Regions from separate parts of the Homo sapiens genome. Here region 1 is linked to region 2. The links are chromatin contacts, found by Hi-C or POLR2A ChIA-PET in ENCODE. All regions are on one chromosome and are shown on one strand. The core of a region is the stretch at or near the end of the contact, and the rest is flanking DNA. Distances in the headings are between cores, read along the strand shown.

The links. Hi-C counts contacts between places; a loop is a spot of excess contacts on that map. ChIA-PET counts read pairs that join two places held with the same protein, here RNA polymerase II (POLR2A). Pooled maps may share reads with other maps.
Region 1: a loop to region 2 is called in a pooled map, with 11 times the contacts of the local background. The contact joins the enhancer-like site here to the promoter of CLK3-AS1 in region 2. A Hi-C loop is called at or near these places in 4 of 168 maps with a recorded cell type or tissue (B cell, CD8-positive, alpha-beta T cell, heart left ventricle and 1 more), 1 of 37 single-sample maps with no recorded cell type and 14 of 50 pooled maps. POLR2A ChIA-PET finds 5 or more read pairs at or near these places in 9 of 52 experiments (CD4-positive, alpha-beta memory T cell, CD8-positive, alpha-beta memory T cell, GM10248 and 6 more).

What each region holds. Positions count from the first base shown.
Region 1 is chr15:74,853,093-74,860,594 of GRCh38, forward strand. It overlaps SCAMP2 (secretory carrier membrane protein 2), which reads right to left. Exons shown (of 9, transcript NM_005697.5): 2 at 1,489-1,557; 3 at 929-1,027. Among named protein-coding and RNA genes, the nearest start is that of ULK3, 14 kb to the left of the region's middle. RefSeq lists enhancers at 3,295-3,364, 4,111-4,220, 4,251-4,310, 4,661-4,710, 4,941-5,010 and 1 more. Within about 2 kb of position 4,064, at least 10 of the 41 ENCODE cell types and tissues checked have a DNase peak (open chromatin) inside an H3K27ac peak, as active enhancers do; they include B cell, CD8-positive, alpha-beta T cell and OCI-LY7, where a contact is called at or near this core.
Region 2 is chr15:74,611,041-74,618,104 of GRCh38, forward strand. CLK3-AS1 (CLK3 antisense RNA 1) reads right to left here and starts at 4,752. Exons shown (of 9, transcript XR_007064715.1): 1 at 371-4,752. It overlaps CLK3 (CDC like kinase 3), which reads left to right and starts at 4,796. Exons shown (of 13, transcript NM_001130028.2): 1 at 4,796-4,858. RefSeq lists silencers at 3,571-3,890, 4,311-4,850 and enhancers at 4,939-5,550, 5,551-6,161.

The DNA of each region.
Region 1 (7,502 bases), core at 2,814-5,313, 240 kb after region 2:
TAAGGCTGACGTGGAGAGCCAAGTTTCAGGCACTGGGGGCGGAAGCAGGAGCAGAACTGACCCCGCTGTGCCACGCTGGGGGTCTTGACCTCCTCCAAGTCTGTGACGCCAGCTGAGAAGGACCCAGCTCCCTACAGCCCACCACCCAGCTGCACAGAAAGGCAACTCCGCATGTAAGGCCTGCCTCACCTCCACAGGGCTCTGGGGCCTGGGAGGGGTGTGGGGCAGGCTCCGGGTGCCCTGCCCTTCCTCCTGCTCATCTACATTAGGCCTACCTTCGGAAGCTTTCGCATGTAGCTGTCTCTGAGAATACTTTCTCCTCCTAGGAGCATCTGCCTCTCTGAGAGCTCGCTCACTGCCAGGAATTGGGCAGGCGGGAACTTGCTGGCCTGTCTAAGCAGGAGCTGCAACACACAACTCCACCATGGGTCACGCTCATAGGGGCAGCGAGGGGTGCAGCGGGAGGGCAGTGAGGCGGCGCAGTGGAGCACCAGGCACAAAGCAGGCAAGATTCACAGTATTTGGTGAAGGGACAAAGGAAGACAGGAAGGAAGGTGAGAATTAATGAAGTTAAAAAAAAGAGAGAGATTCTGGGCCCCAAGGAAGAGAGAACAAGCCAAAGGCCCGAGGAGGACCTGGAGGGGTACAACAGGGACAAATGCCCTCTCTGGAGGCACCGAGGAGCCCGGCCTGGTGAGTAGAGCTTATTTCTCAGTGGTGGTGGTGGGTGGGATGGAGGGAGTAAGGATATTAATTGGCAGAGCAGCCCCTCTACTTGTAGGTGACCAGCTCCGAACAAATTAGCAAGAGGGCCCTTAGGGGGCCAAGGCTGAAAGCTCTCTGCTTGCCCCCAGCCTCAGGGCTCAGCTACTGGTCTGGATGATTCCCTCACTGGAGAGAAAAGGCCAGAGTTCTTTGTCAGCACTACCTGGGGGGTCGGCTGGGTTGGTTCCACTGATGGCTGGAGAACCGCTGGCTGTGAGGACCCAGGGAGTTGGGTGACAGGAACTGTTGTCGCTGCATTTGTCTACATGGAACAAATCAAAAGACAGAATTGAGTGGGACTCCATTAGCTGGTGACGAGGGGGCAAACCCACAGCAGGATGAGTGATGTGCCCCTGCCTGTGAGGGGACTCCCTCGGGGCCTGCACTGGGCCTTCCCCTGTGGCTTCCCAGCCAACAAGCCTCAGGTTCAGGCCATCTGATCCCTAACCCGGCACCCCTGGGCTCGCTGGGTCCAGCACACTTGGGCACTGCCCTGACCTCCTTGGGGAGGGGCCCCGGTCACAGATCCCAAGGGGAGAATTTTACAGAGCGTTTGGTGGCTTTGCCATCCTTACCCTGCCTCCCGGGTTCATGTTAGGACTGTCCCTTTGAGGACTGCCGCTTCTCAGAGCTGCTTCTGTCCTTGCCAAGGATCCCTGCCCCGGACACCCCAGCACCACCCTAGAGGGCCATGGGACTTGGAAAGAGGGCCTGCTCACCAACCTCTGAGAAGGGGTTGAATTCCGCCAGGCCGCCCTGCGGGGCGTTGGTCAGCTGGGTCACAGAGGGATCCTGAGAAGGTGAAAAAAAGCCCTTAGACACAGTGGAGAAAATCCGGGCCAGGGGCCGGCAGGCGAGCCGGTGACGCCTGACTGAAGCAGGGCAGCTGATCACCCTCCCGGGACCCTGAGAAGCCTCTCTGGAAGGGTCCTGTGCCTGCCTCTGCCACACCACAGCTGCGGTCCCTTCTCCCTTCCCCCTTCCTGGAAAAGGTTCAGCCCAGAAGAGACCCAGAGCAAGCTTTACCCAGAAGCTTGAGAGTACACACCACACAGGCTCCTGTTGGTGCCCTATACAGATTCAAAATGGTTCATAGTATTTACCTCTAGGGAGTGGGTTTTTTTTTTTTTTTGAGGGGTGGGGTGCTGAGGGGCAAGTGAATGGGGTGGTGAGGGTAGAGACTTACTATTGACTTTATAACCTTTCTGTACTGTTTTACTTATTATTCATTTATTCCTCTTTTTTTATATTTTTTTATTTTTTCGAGACAGAGTCTTGCTCTGTCACCCAGGCTGGAGTGCAGTGGCGCAATCTTGGCTCACTGCAACCTTCGCCTCCTGGGTTGAAGCGATTCTCCTGCCTCAGCCTCCTGAGTAGCTGGGACTACAGGCGGCCGCCACCATACCCGGCTAATTTTTGTATTTTTAGTAGAGACAGGGTTTCACCATGTTGGCCAGGATGGTCTCAATCTCTTGACCTCGTGATCTGCCTGTCTCGGCCTCCCGAAGTGCTGGGATTACAGGCGTGAGCCACCATGCCTGGCCATTCCTCTTATTTTGTAAAAGACAGTCTAAGGTAGCCGGGTGCAGTAGCTCATGCCTGTAATCCCAGCACTTTGGGAGGCTGAGGCGGGTGGATCACCTGAGGTCGGGAGCTCAAGACCAGCCTGACCAACATGGAGAAACCCCGTCTCTACTAAAAATATAAAATTAGCCAGGTGTGGTGGCGCATGCCTGTAATCCCAGCTACTCCGGAGACTGAGGCAGGAGAATCACTTGAACCCGGGAGGCAGAGGTTGCAGTGAGCCCAGATTGTGCCATTGCTCTCCAGCCTGGGCAACAAGAGCAAAACTCCATCTCAAAAAAAAAAAAAAAAAAAAAAGTAGTCTAAGTTTCTAGAACAAAAACATGCTGCTGGCTGCCAGTACTGATTTTATTAAATCGGGCACACTTGCTAAGAGCAGAGATATGATGAGCTGAGGTGAAAATTCAAGAAAATGTTTCTGGGTTTCGGGGGTTTTTTAAAGTCTTTTCATAAAATCCAAGAATGTCCTCAGAACACAACCTTGTCTCCCTTTCCCATCTGATCTCTGCATGGGGCTCTGCCATCCTCTTTACTGTGCCCCTGCTGGCCTGGAACAGTTGTCTTCACCCTGCCCTGCCCCAAGAAGAGCTCCTCCACACCCTCCCCTTCCTAGTAACAGATGCAGGGCTCAGGTCCAGCTTCACAGCCATGCCTGGGCTCCATGAGGAACAGCCCTGAGGGTGGCCAAATTCAGGGCTGTTCCTGCCTGTGGAGACACCGCTTGGGTTCCACACCTCACCCCACACCCCTAATTATTAAACCAGATGCTCCCAAACTTCAGGCCCAGCCTCACCTCCACTGGAAGCCTCTGCAGAGCCAGTTCTTTTTTTTTTTTTTTTTTTTTTTTTTTTAAGACAGAGTCACGCTCTGTCACCCAGGCTGAAGTGCAGTGGCATGATCTCCACTCACTGCAGCCTCCGCCTTCTGGGCTCAAGCTATTCTCGTGCCTCAGCCTCCTGAGTAGCTGGGATTACAGGCGCCTGCCACCACACCTAGCTAATTTTTATATTTTTAGTAGAGATGGGGTTTCACCATGTTGGGCAAGCTGGTCTTGAACTCCTGGCCTCAGGTGATCCGCTCACCTCAGCCTCCCAAAGTACTGGGATTACAGATGTGAGCCACTGCACCTGGCCTCCAGTTCTTTTTTTTTTTTTTCCTTTTTCTTTTTTAGAGACAGGGTCTCACTCTGTTGCCCAGGCTGGAGTACAGTGGTGCAATCATAGCTCATGGTAGCCTCAAACTCCTGGGCTCAAGCATTCCTCCCACCTCAGCCTCCGGAGTAACCAGGACTACACACATGAGCCACCAGGCCTGGCTGATTTTTAAAGTTTTTTTGTAGAGATGGGGTCTTGCTTTGTTGCCCAGGCTGGTTTTGAAGTCCTAAGCTCAAGTGGTCCTCCCACCCTGGGCTCCCAAAGCACTAGGATTACAAATGTGAGCCACCTTGCCCTGTCCAGATCCAATTGTTAAATACAATGCTAATATTAGACATAGCCACAGAGTGACCCCCTCAGTTTACAGATGTAGAAACTGATATTCACCATGATCCTAGGACCCAAAATGGGAGCTCTCTCCTTACTCTGAATATTTATAGAGCTGAGGGTCAGCATTGAATATGTTCTCTGGTTTTATCACAGATACTTCCTCTTATCTCTTATCTTCCCACCTGAGCCACCAGTTCATAGAGGGTATGAATGTCTGACTGCCTCCAGGCATACAGCCAGAACTCACTGTGTCTGGACGGGCCTCATACTACAGCCTCCACCCCTTCCAACCTCCTCTGCGACAGACTGTGGCTATGTTCTTCCTGCTGAACACCACCTCTGCCCTGATGGCTCCTGCAACTTGGACAAAGTGACAAGGTGAAGTTCAGGAGGCTCTGTGTTGCTGAAGAATTGGCCTTGAGGTTATTTCATGCCTGAATGACCAGTGGTTTACTACCAGAATCATCTGGCTTCCTGCAAGGAAGATTTGGGGCTTGGTATCTGTTCCCCTCTCAGACTCAGCAGACACCTAGCCACCGCTGAAGTCACTGAAATCGGATCTACCATCCACAGAAGTGGCTCCTCGAGTCTGAGTCACCAGAGGACAGAGGAAGAGGGGCCACTCTGGTAGCAGTTTCAGGTAATGGCAAACAGACATCTGGCCAAGGTGCACATGTTTAATAGGTGATCTCCAGGCCCACAAAGAGATGCCATTTCCTTTATGAATGGCAGACAGAAGGGGACTGTGATGGGGATCATAGGGTGACTGCCCTGTCCACTCTGATCCCTCCCTTTTTCCTAAAATCTTAAAGACATGGCCTTGGACTCCTCACCGGGCTCCTCATAAACAAATCTGATCTCCATGATTAAGTTAGAAGCTCCCTGCAGCCATGTGCATCTGTGTCTGGTTCATATTCTAGTTCCTTGGTGCTTGGTGAAGGGCCTATGGCAGCACAGCAGCTCAGCGGTTTGAGAAGACACGCAGCACGCTGTAGGGCCTCCCTCTTTTTAGAAAGCACTGCCCAAGTGCCAGGGCATAGCAAACAGGAGGCACCTGCATCACAGCAGTAGCCCAAGGGCCTGGAAGCACGTTGCCTAGGAAGAGCAACCTAAAACGCTGAGACAAGTGGATATTTTCCCATCTAAGAAAACCTAGGCTCTTTCTGAAAGATGTGCGTGGCTTCAAGACAAGCTGAGCCCTGGCAAGAAAGGGAGGGAGGAGGAGGGACTGGGGAAGGAAGCTGACATTTACTTAGTGTCTACGGTGTGCCAAACTCACCACACAATGATGCTACTGTGAAATTCTAGTCACCCCAGAACTAGCCACTGTGTCGAGTTGTCAGAAAAGAGGGTTTTACTGGCCTTCCTTGACCTGGTTCTTCAAAAGACTTATGACCCCCTAATCCACTATTTATAATGACTTTACTGCTCTCCTGGTACCTAGGGTGGTACTAGTTATACTCCATACTTGAGAGAGCTGAGAGAGTCACTCCAATCAGCTTCTCTGTTCTGTGGCTCAGCTCGGGACCCTGGCTGAGAAAAGCTACAATACAGCTCCTCATTTAACCCTCACAACAGCCTTATGAGGAAGGAATATTTATATTTTGCAGCTGGAAAAGCTCAAGCTCAGAGAGGGGAAGTAGCTTGTCTTAAGATCTCAGGGGTAGTGGCTCAGCCAGATTTTCAATCCAAGTCTGTCTCCAGGGACACAAGATGGTAAAGCTGAGTGGGGCAAAGCATCTCGAAGCCTGGTACGGAGCCTGACAAATTGAAGGCGCTCAGTGAATATGTGGCAGGATGAATGAGCCCCACTCCAGGAGGACACTGACAAGGGCTTCTGCTTGTTTCCTTGCTTCCTTCTTTCCTTCAAAGAGCTGGTTCTTTTTTTTTTTTTTTTTTTTTTTTGAGACGGAGTCTTGCTCTGTTACCCAGGCTGGAGTGCAGTGGCGCGATCTCAGCTCACTGCAAGCTCTCCCGGGTTCACACCATTCTCCTGCCTCAGCCTCCCCAGTAGCTGGGACTACAGGCACCTGCCACCACGCCCGGCTACTTTTTTTGTATTTTTAGTAGAGATAGGTTTCACTGTGTTAGCCAGGATGGTCTTGATTTCCTGACCTTGTGATCCGCCCACCTCAGCCTCCGAAAGTGGTGGGATTCAGGCGTGAGCCACCATGCCCGGTCCTAACTGGCTTTTAAATGGGTCAAGTAGGATGGTGAGGGCTAAGTTTCACCTACAAGGAGGAATAACCTAAAACTCCCCTGCAGTGCCACTCAGAGTGGCTATTGCCCTTTACTGAATTTGTAACAAATAAAAGGCTCTTAACCTCAGTTCTTTTCATTCAGCAACCAGCTACAGTGTGAGGAACATACCACAATGCATAAGACACAGCTCTCACCCTTCTGGAGTCCACAATCTGGTATCTGAGACAAGTGGGCACCCCCTGAAGGGGTGCTGGGGACCACGGCAAGGTGCAGAGCAAAAAACAGGAAGAAGGGGAGACACCTCGGTGGGCTTCAAGAAAGGCCAGGTTGTAGAAGGAAGACAGACAGCAAAGGCCCAGATCAGTAAGGCCCCCCACCACTGCAAGGCAGGGGGGCACTTCCACATAGCTGGGGGGTAAAGGCAGTGAGGGAAGAGAGGCAGGCAGAGTTAGGCTGCAGCTCTCCCAGGAACGGCCATGAAAACCACACTTTTTTTTTTTTTTTTTTGAGATGGAGTCTCGCTCTGTTGCCCAGGCTGGAGTGCAGTGGCGCAATCTCTGCTCACTACAATCTCCACCTCCCAGGTTGAAGCGATTCTCGTGCCTCAGCCTCCTGAGTAGCTAGGATTACAGGCACATACCACCACGCCCGGCTAATTGAAAACCACACTTGTCACTGGTTTGGAAACCTCATACCATGCGTTTCACAGGTGCTGGCTGTCTGAGCTCTCTGTGACTTTTCCTTGCCTTCCCTTCCTGTATTCCACCCAGGCTCCCAGTGTGAGGTTTATTTCAGGCTCCAAATAAACACATTAAATAAATATCTTATCTCACGGACTAAAAAAAATTCAGGGCCAGCCGGGCACGGTGGCTCAAGCTTATAATCCAGCACTTTGGGAGGCTGAGGTGAGAGGGTTGCTTAAATCCAGTTTGAGATCAGCCTGGGCAACATAGCGAGACCCTGTCTCTTTTTTTTCATAGTAAAAATAAAAAATAAGTTTAGGCCTGGCGCGGTGGCTCAGGCCTGTAATCCCTGCACTTTGGGAGGCCAAGGCAGGCGGATCACCTGAGAACAGGAGTTTCAGACCAGCCAATATGGCCAACATGGTAAAACCCCATGTCTATTAAAAATACAAAAATTGGCCGGGTCTGGTGGCTCACACCTGTAATCCCAGCACTTTGGGAGGCCAAGGCAGGAGGATCACCTGAGACCAGGAGTTCTAGACCAGCCAACATGGCCAACATGGTGAAACCCCATCTCTATTAAAAATACAAAAATTGGCCAGGCGTGATGGCTCACGCCTGTAATCCCAGCACTTTGGGAAGCTGAGGCAGGTGGGTCACCTGAGGTCAGGAGTTTGAGACCAGCCTGGCCAAGATGGCAAAACCCCATATCTACTAAAAATACAAAATTAGCTGGGCGTGGTGGCAGGCGCCTGTAATCCCAGCTACTTGGAAGGCTGAGGCA
Region 2 (7,064 bases), core at 3,502-6,001:
TAAAACCAGCCCCTCCCTCCCTCAGATTCTCCCTGGGGGGCCACAGGGACCCTGGCCCTTCCTTCACCTCCAGCAGTGTCCCTAGCCACCCCCAGCATATGCCTCTCAGGCAACACCCTGCACCCTTCCAGGGGCACCATTCAGAGACATCTCTGTTCAACACCGCAGCCTTGCTGGGGACTCCATTTCCCTTTCTCCTCTGGGTGCCCCAGACCCCGGAAAGCCTCCCTGAGAATATGGCACCAGATGTGGACACCAGCTCTGGGCATTCTGGAGCTTCAGCCTGCTAAGGGGATCTTGCTAGCTCAGGGGACCTCCTTTCAGCTACAGAAAGCCCAGGAAGAAGGAATGGGGGAGGACAGGGCCTCACTTTCTGCTTTAGGGACCAGCCAAGTCCCAGCTTGTGCTCCCGCCTCTGCAGCACCAGGGCTTGCTCCGACAGGGCCTCCGGCACTGCCCGAAGACGGCTTGCCAGCTCGGCCCTCTGCTGCCTGCTTTCTGCCAGCTGCTCCCACAGGTCCTTCTCTGCCCGCCTCCAGTCCCGCTCGGGGGCCCTGTTGGAGCACATGCCAGGGAAAGAGGAGCCAGACTTCAGCCCAGGCCCCAGGGGGCTGCCATGCCCAACTTTCCTATGCTCACCTGCACCCTTCAGTGGGGCTTGGTGGGCAGACACGGTCCAATGCCCCGAGGAAATAGGAGTTCCAGAGACAGCGGGCAGGGCTGGGCATCAAGTCCATGGGCTCTGCCTCAGTGGGACCTGAGAACAGGACAGATCCTGGAGCTGGGGTAGTCTTGGCTTCCCAAAGCACCAGGCTCTGAGGCCTCTTCTCAGACTCAGAATTGAGGCCCTTTGGCTGAGCACGCACTAAAACCCTTCAACCCTGATCCTCTGGCCCGAAAGTCTCCTGGTGATTGGAACTTCACTAAACACCAGCCTCAACTCCACTAAACAGTTCTCAGTTCCCAGTGGTTTCCATGAGCTGTGGGTGCTGCCAGGGGTGGCCACTTGCTGAACACAAACCCCATTATCCTCACAGCAGCTGGTCTGGGGAGGCGCAGCAGGCACTCCTGAGGGGAAATTGGTGCCCAAGTCCGGCAGGGAGTCCCGTGAGGAGCTGCAATCCCCACCCAACACTGTCTGCACCAGAGCCACGTTCCCCCTTCCAGTGTGGAAGTCTGGAAATGGCAGGGGAGCATTTGGGGGCCACCACAGTTTAGCTATGATGTGGGGGTCAGAGCCCTTAAGTCAAGTCACTGCTCAGGTACCTCTCTGGCTTCCATAGCTTCAGCTGTAATATGGAGGCCCTGACGGACCTCTCACCCACCAGCTTGGTGAGGAAGGTCAGAGGGTAGACAGGGGCTATTCTGCCAGTGTTGCCATCCCTACACCCCTCACCATCACCCTCCTCACCTCTAGGGTCTGGGCCCAAGTCCACTGCCTCCCAACTCCCAACCCTGGGCACGAGGCACCCTGCCCTGGCTCTGAAAGGGCACAGGAGTTGTCTTCACCTAAGCAGTGGTTACACCTAGCACCTCTACCACCCCCACCCTGACCTCCCCACTCCTCACATTCCCAGGCCTTCTCCACTCAGGATGGCACCATCGCCCACCAGGCCTTCTCCCCACTGGACAGCTTGACTCTCCTCTCCCCTTACTCCAGGCCCAGGCTCCTGCAGCCCCCTCCAAAATTGTCTCCCCTCCAAAATGTCACTGCCACACAAGGCTTCTCTAAGACAGACCATGAGGACTGGCCGCTGCCCCCACCTCCCATACTGGGTACAGCTCCCACAATGCCACTCTACCTGGGTGCTCTGTCTTGCCAGTTAGAAGTGACAGGCTTTCCATGGCAGCCCCCTGCCCTTAGTGAGAAGCTGAGCTGTGCCCAGCTTGGTCCGGGAGGGGCTCATGGTCCACAGAATGGAGTGCACATGCAGGCCAGATTGTCCTGAGCAGGGGGGCAGGCCAGGGCAGCCCCAGGAAGGCTTTCCAGGGAGGTGACCCTGGGGCCAAGGCTCAGAGGTGAATTAACTGCCTCCAGAGAAGGCAAAGTCAGATGAGGCAGACAGAGGAGACAGTAAGGACAATAGAACAAGGAGGGCATCAGAGCAGCTGGGCCTGGCGGGCAGTGAACTGAGCCCTAAGCTTGGTGGAAGTGGAGGTGGGGGGCAAAAGGGAGACCAAAAGGGGTGAGAGGAGCTGTGGGGTTTGGGAGGATGCAGGGCAGCGGCACCTCCCCAGTGCCCTTGAGATATGCTACAGACCTCAACTCCACAGAGGCTGAGGACCCAGACAGGAGCTTGGGCCTGAGGGGCAGTGGAGGTGGAGCAAGCCTCCTCTGAGGTGGGGATGGGAGTGGAGGAGTTACCCAAACCTCACCTGGGGGCAGATCTTTCTCCAAGTTTCTGAAAGGTGTGAAAGTCACAAAAGAATGAAGCTCTAAGGGTAGAATCTCAGGCAGGATGGCCTCCAGGCTGCAAAGTGTGGAGAGGGAGACAGCTGGGAGATGGCTTCTGTTCCACCTCAGAAAAAGAGAGTTGCTTCGTGGCTGGGAGGTAGGGACTCCTGGATTCTCAGTGGTGGGCAGTTTTGTGGGAAGGTGACTAACTTACCCCATCAGAGCCTATAGCTCAGGGCAGGGCTGGGGACAGAAGCTTCTCTGAGAACATCCATCCCGGGGACAGAAGCTTCTCTGAGAACATCCATCCCTCAGGGCTAGTATCCTGGAGCCATGGAAACTCAGGCAACACTAAGTGGTGGGAGGAGGAGACACCAGAGAGGCCTCCTACTCCACCTCATCTGAGCTGATGAAACCCCGAGATGGAACCTGGCTAGTGTGGTCGAGGCCATGGGTACCAGGCAGGAATGGCATCTCAGATGGCCTGGGATTTTTCAAAATCTTCAGCTTTTGAGATAGGACCTTAGGGGGCAGGACCTCAGCAGCCAATCTGGGTCACCCACTGTACACTGAAGCGGCTCCTAACTTTCTTTTTTGAGACGGAGTTTTGCTCTCTTGCGCAGGCTGCAGTGAAGTGGCGCGATCTCGGCTCACTGCAATCTCTGCCTCCCGGGTTTAAGTGATTCTCCCACCTCAGCCTCCCGAGCATCTGGGACTACAGGCGCGTGCCACCACGTCTAGCTAATTTTTGTATTTTTAGTAGAGACGGGGTTTCGCCATGTTGGCCAGACTGGTCTCGAATTCCTGACCTCAGGTGATCATCCACCTCAGCCTCCCAAAGTACTGGGATTAGAGGGGTGAACCACCGCGCTTGGCCGATTTTTTGTTTATTTTTTGAGACAGGGTCTCCTTCTGTCGACCAGGCTGGAGTGCAGTGGTGTGATCATAGCTCACTGCAATCTCAACCTCCTGGGATCAAGCGATCCTCCTGCCTCAGTCCCCTGCAAGGAGCTGGAACTACAGGCATGCGCCACCCAGTCCGGCTAATTTTTGTAATTTTTTGGAAGGGGACCCAGTTTTGAATTAGCTTCTGTTGTTTACTTCGGATAGCCATGGTGGAGCTGGCAGAGATTTAGGGGATACTAAACACCCCTACAAATCACGCCTTGAAACCCCCCGTTTCAGGGAGAGCCGCTGGCGAAGGACTTGATGCGCAGCCGCAGCTCGGAAGCGGGGGGCTCCCCTGCGACACCTCCCCGCTTCAGGGGCGGGCCCAGACCCGCGGGGAGGGGCATGGGCGGGGCCGCGGCTGGCTGGCGGCCGCCGGGGCGGTGCTGGGGAAACCCTTGGCGCCCCCGCGGAGCGGTCCCAAGGAGGGGGCGGTGCCTGGAGGGATGGTCCGCCCCGACTGCGGGTTTCTAGCCCTCGCGTGGCGTGGGGACAATTAGGCGCCACGCCCTGTCGCTTCACTGCGCGACGCTCGCGAGGCCGGGGACGCCACTCCCAGACCGGGCGGGACGCGCACGCTCACAGTGAGGTCTCAAAAGATCCCCACCTCAGTTTTCTCATCTGGAAAGTGGGGCCTCGTAATCCTGTCCGACCCGGCGCGGGACAGTAGGTGTCAGGGATTTTGGTGACCCCACGCTCGAGGCCTCTGCAAAAGGGGGCTGTCCAGTGGCCCAGAGACGCAGCCGGCGGGGCTTTTGTCTAGCGGGGGAGTCTTAACTGAGAGGCCACGCAGGCCGGCAGGAAGCCGCTCCACAGGAGGGGGCTCAAGGAGAGGGGATCTCCTCCCTCCAGACTCCGGCCCCGCCAGAGTAGCTCTAGGGTATCTTCCCAGAAACTGCCCCGCACGCACTGGCGAGCTGGGAGCGCCACCACGGCTTTCAAAAAACCCGCACACACCAAGATAATAATGTGTCGTTCGCTCGTTTCGCGCAAGCGGAGTCGCGTCCGCCTTCCCGAGCTCCGGCACACAGACCTCAGGCCGCTCTCGCGCTCTCCGGGGCCCCGAGAACAATGCCCGTCCTCTCCGCGCGCAGGAGGGAGTTGGCGGACCACGCGGGGTCGGGGCGACGGAGCGGGCCCAGCCCCACGGCCAGGTCGGGGCCCCACCTCTCGGCTCTGAGAGCCCAGCCGGCCCGGGCCGCGCACCTGTCAGGTCGGGGGACCTACGTGCGCCGCGACACGGCGGGAGGCGGGCCGGGCCAGGCTCGTCCCCTCGGCCCTCCCGGAACTAGTCTCCTAGGCCGCGGCGCCCGCCGGAGCGGAGAGGGCTGGTGCCCCGGAGCCTTCGAGTCGGGGGCTAGAGCGGCCAGGCCTCCGAGCCGGGTCGAGCCGAGGCTGGCGACGGCTGCGTCACGCGAGGGGGCGGGGCTGCCACGGGCGGAGGTCGCAGCCGGAAGCGGAAGAGGCGCTCGGAGCGGGGAGTGGGGCCTAGCTGCAGCCGGAGCCTGGGAGACGGTAAGTGTGGGCTGGGGTCCGCGGCGGCGACAGCGGCGGCGGCGGCCGGGGGTGAGTCGGCGGGGCAGGCGCGCTGGTGCCATTCGGTCTCGGCCTACTCCCTTTCTTTCTCCTCTTCGGCCCATATCGGGCCGCGACCTCTCACCCCTGACCCGCTGCTTCTGCCCCGGAGGGCGGTCACTGCAGACCCTGACCTCGACCCCACGGTGTTGAAGGCGGAGCCTGAACGGCCTCTGGGGCCGCTCAAGGGTCCAGTTTGGGCTCTGTGCCTGCCCGCGGAATGGGGTCGGGGTCCGACGTAGAAGAGCCAGAGAAGCCCTTCAGACCCCTCCCCTACCCCTGGCTTCAGGCTTAGTCCGCAGATGACTCCTCCCTTGGCGGCCTGGAGTTTGATTCTGGCCCAGTCCGGCTTTCCCTCTGTCCCCGGGTCTCCCCTCGGCGCCACTGGTGGCGGTTACAGGGGATGGGACTCTGAGACCCCCTGGGACCTGGGGCGGCAGGAAGGGACGCGAACGAGGGCGCAGGCTCCCCTGTGTGTTTTGTTGTGGTGGTAGAGCCACTCCAGCCCGGAGGATGGGCTAGGCCAAGCTGACAGTTCAAATCCCCTGGCTGCTCCTCCGTCCCGCCCGGGAGTCTCTAGCTTTAGTTCCGGGTGTGGGTGCCCTGATGTGGAGCTGGGGTGGAAATTGCCTGAACCAGGCCCCCATCAGAGGCGGAGTTGGCGGCCTTCCAGCTTCCCTTCTTGATGCCCTTGAAAAGGAGGAGCGTTTCACCGTTGGTGGTGGAGGCTTGCGAGGTGGCAGGTTTGAGGTTGCAGTGGTAGGGCAGTCCAGCCAAAAATAACCATGGGTGCTGGGGTGGCTGGAATCCGGGAGGGCAGCCGCTGACCTGGCTGGCTGCACTTCTAGTCAGCCCAGTTCTCTGGCCAGGAACAGCAAATGAGAAGCCGACAAGGCCTGTGCTCAAAGTTGACATCCTTGGCTTGGTTTTCTTCATATCACCTTTTTCCTCATTGTGCAGAGCAGAGCTTCCCAAAGCATAATTGTGGCCTTTAGCTGCTTTTTAAACAAGCTGTTTGCTGAGGTTTTCGAGAATCAGAGATAATTGAGAAATGGGCCCTAGAGCCCTGGCTGGGAGGATGATATCTGCTATTTCCAATATTTTACTTGCCTAGAATGTGTTAAAGGAAGGATACTCTTCTCTGTTATTGCTTTGTGTGTGGTACCTTATAACTCTCATGCTTGTCATCTCTTTTGCCAGGCTGAGAGATGTTATCTCCATTTTCCAGGCATGCTAACCAAGGCCTAGAGTGACTTGTCTAAGGTCATGAGGCTGGTATGTGACAGCACTAGGATTTAGTTTAGTTTTCTGCCAGAGCTCTTGCCTCCCAGTTTCCTTGGAAGGGACTTATAAAATGTCTGTAAGGCATTTAACACAGCCCTGAAGTGTTACCTGGAACTTTCAGATGTTCATGAAAAGCTGCCACTAGTACCTCTGTGGGCACAAAGCTGTGCTAGGCATTTCACTTATAGGAGAGAGATATTTAATCCTCACAGAACCTTGTAAGAGATTACTATTCCCTTGTTGCAAGATGAAGCTGACGGTCAGAGTAGTGTAATAATTTGTTCAAAGGCACACAGCTAGAAGTGGCAAGCCATGATTCAGATTGACATCTATATGACTCTGAAATTTTGTTTTCCATTGATGTGAATATGTATGGACATAAGAATCTTCTAGGTCCCAGGAGGTAGTCTTTGGCGTGGTGTGACTGTGACTGTGTCCTCCAGCTCTGGTGTTTGTCTGCCCAGTGAGGATGGGCAGGACCATACTTGCCTTGTGGCACGACATGTGCCCTGGCCAATAGAGCATCTTCTGGGTCAATTAGTGGGGTGTGAGTTCCTGCTTTCATTCCATAGCTTGGGCACCTGACCCAGAGTAATTGCAGGAAAACAGTGAAATATTAGTCAGCTGATTACCAAAACAACAAATCTAAGCTTTTGGGGAGGTGATTTCACAAAATATTTATCTCCAAAGACTTCCCAGGTACACGGGGGAAGACAAGTTAGTGGGGAGATGGAGGGCTTTCTTAGGGACACGGAGAGGCTCCCAGGGGTTTGGTCACATAGGCCTCACTGTCCTGCTCAAGCATGGGGAGCTGTTCTATGCTGCTTTTCTCCTGACAGACCCTGCTGGTGAGATGGGGCAG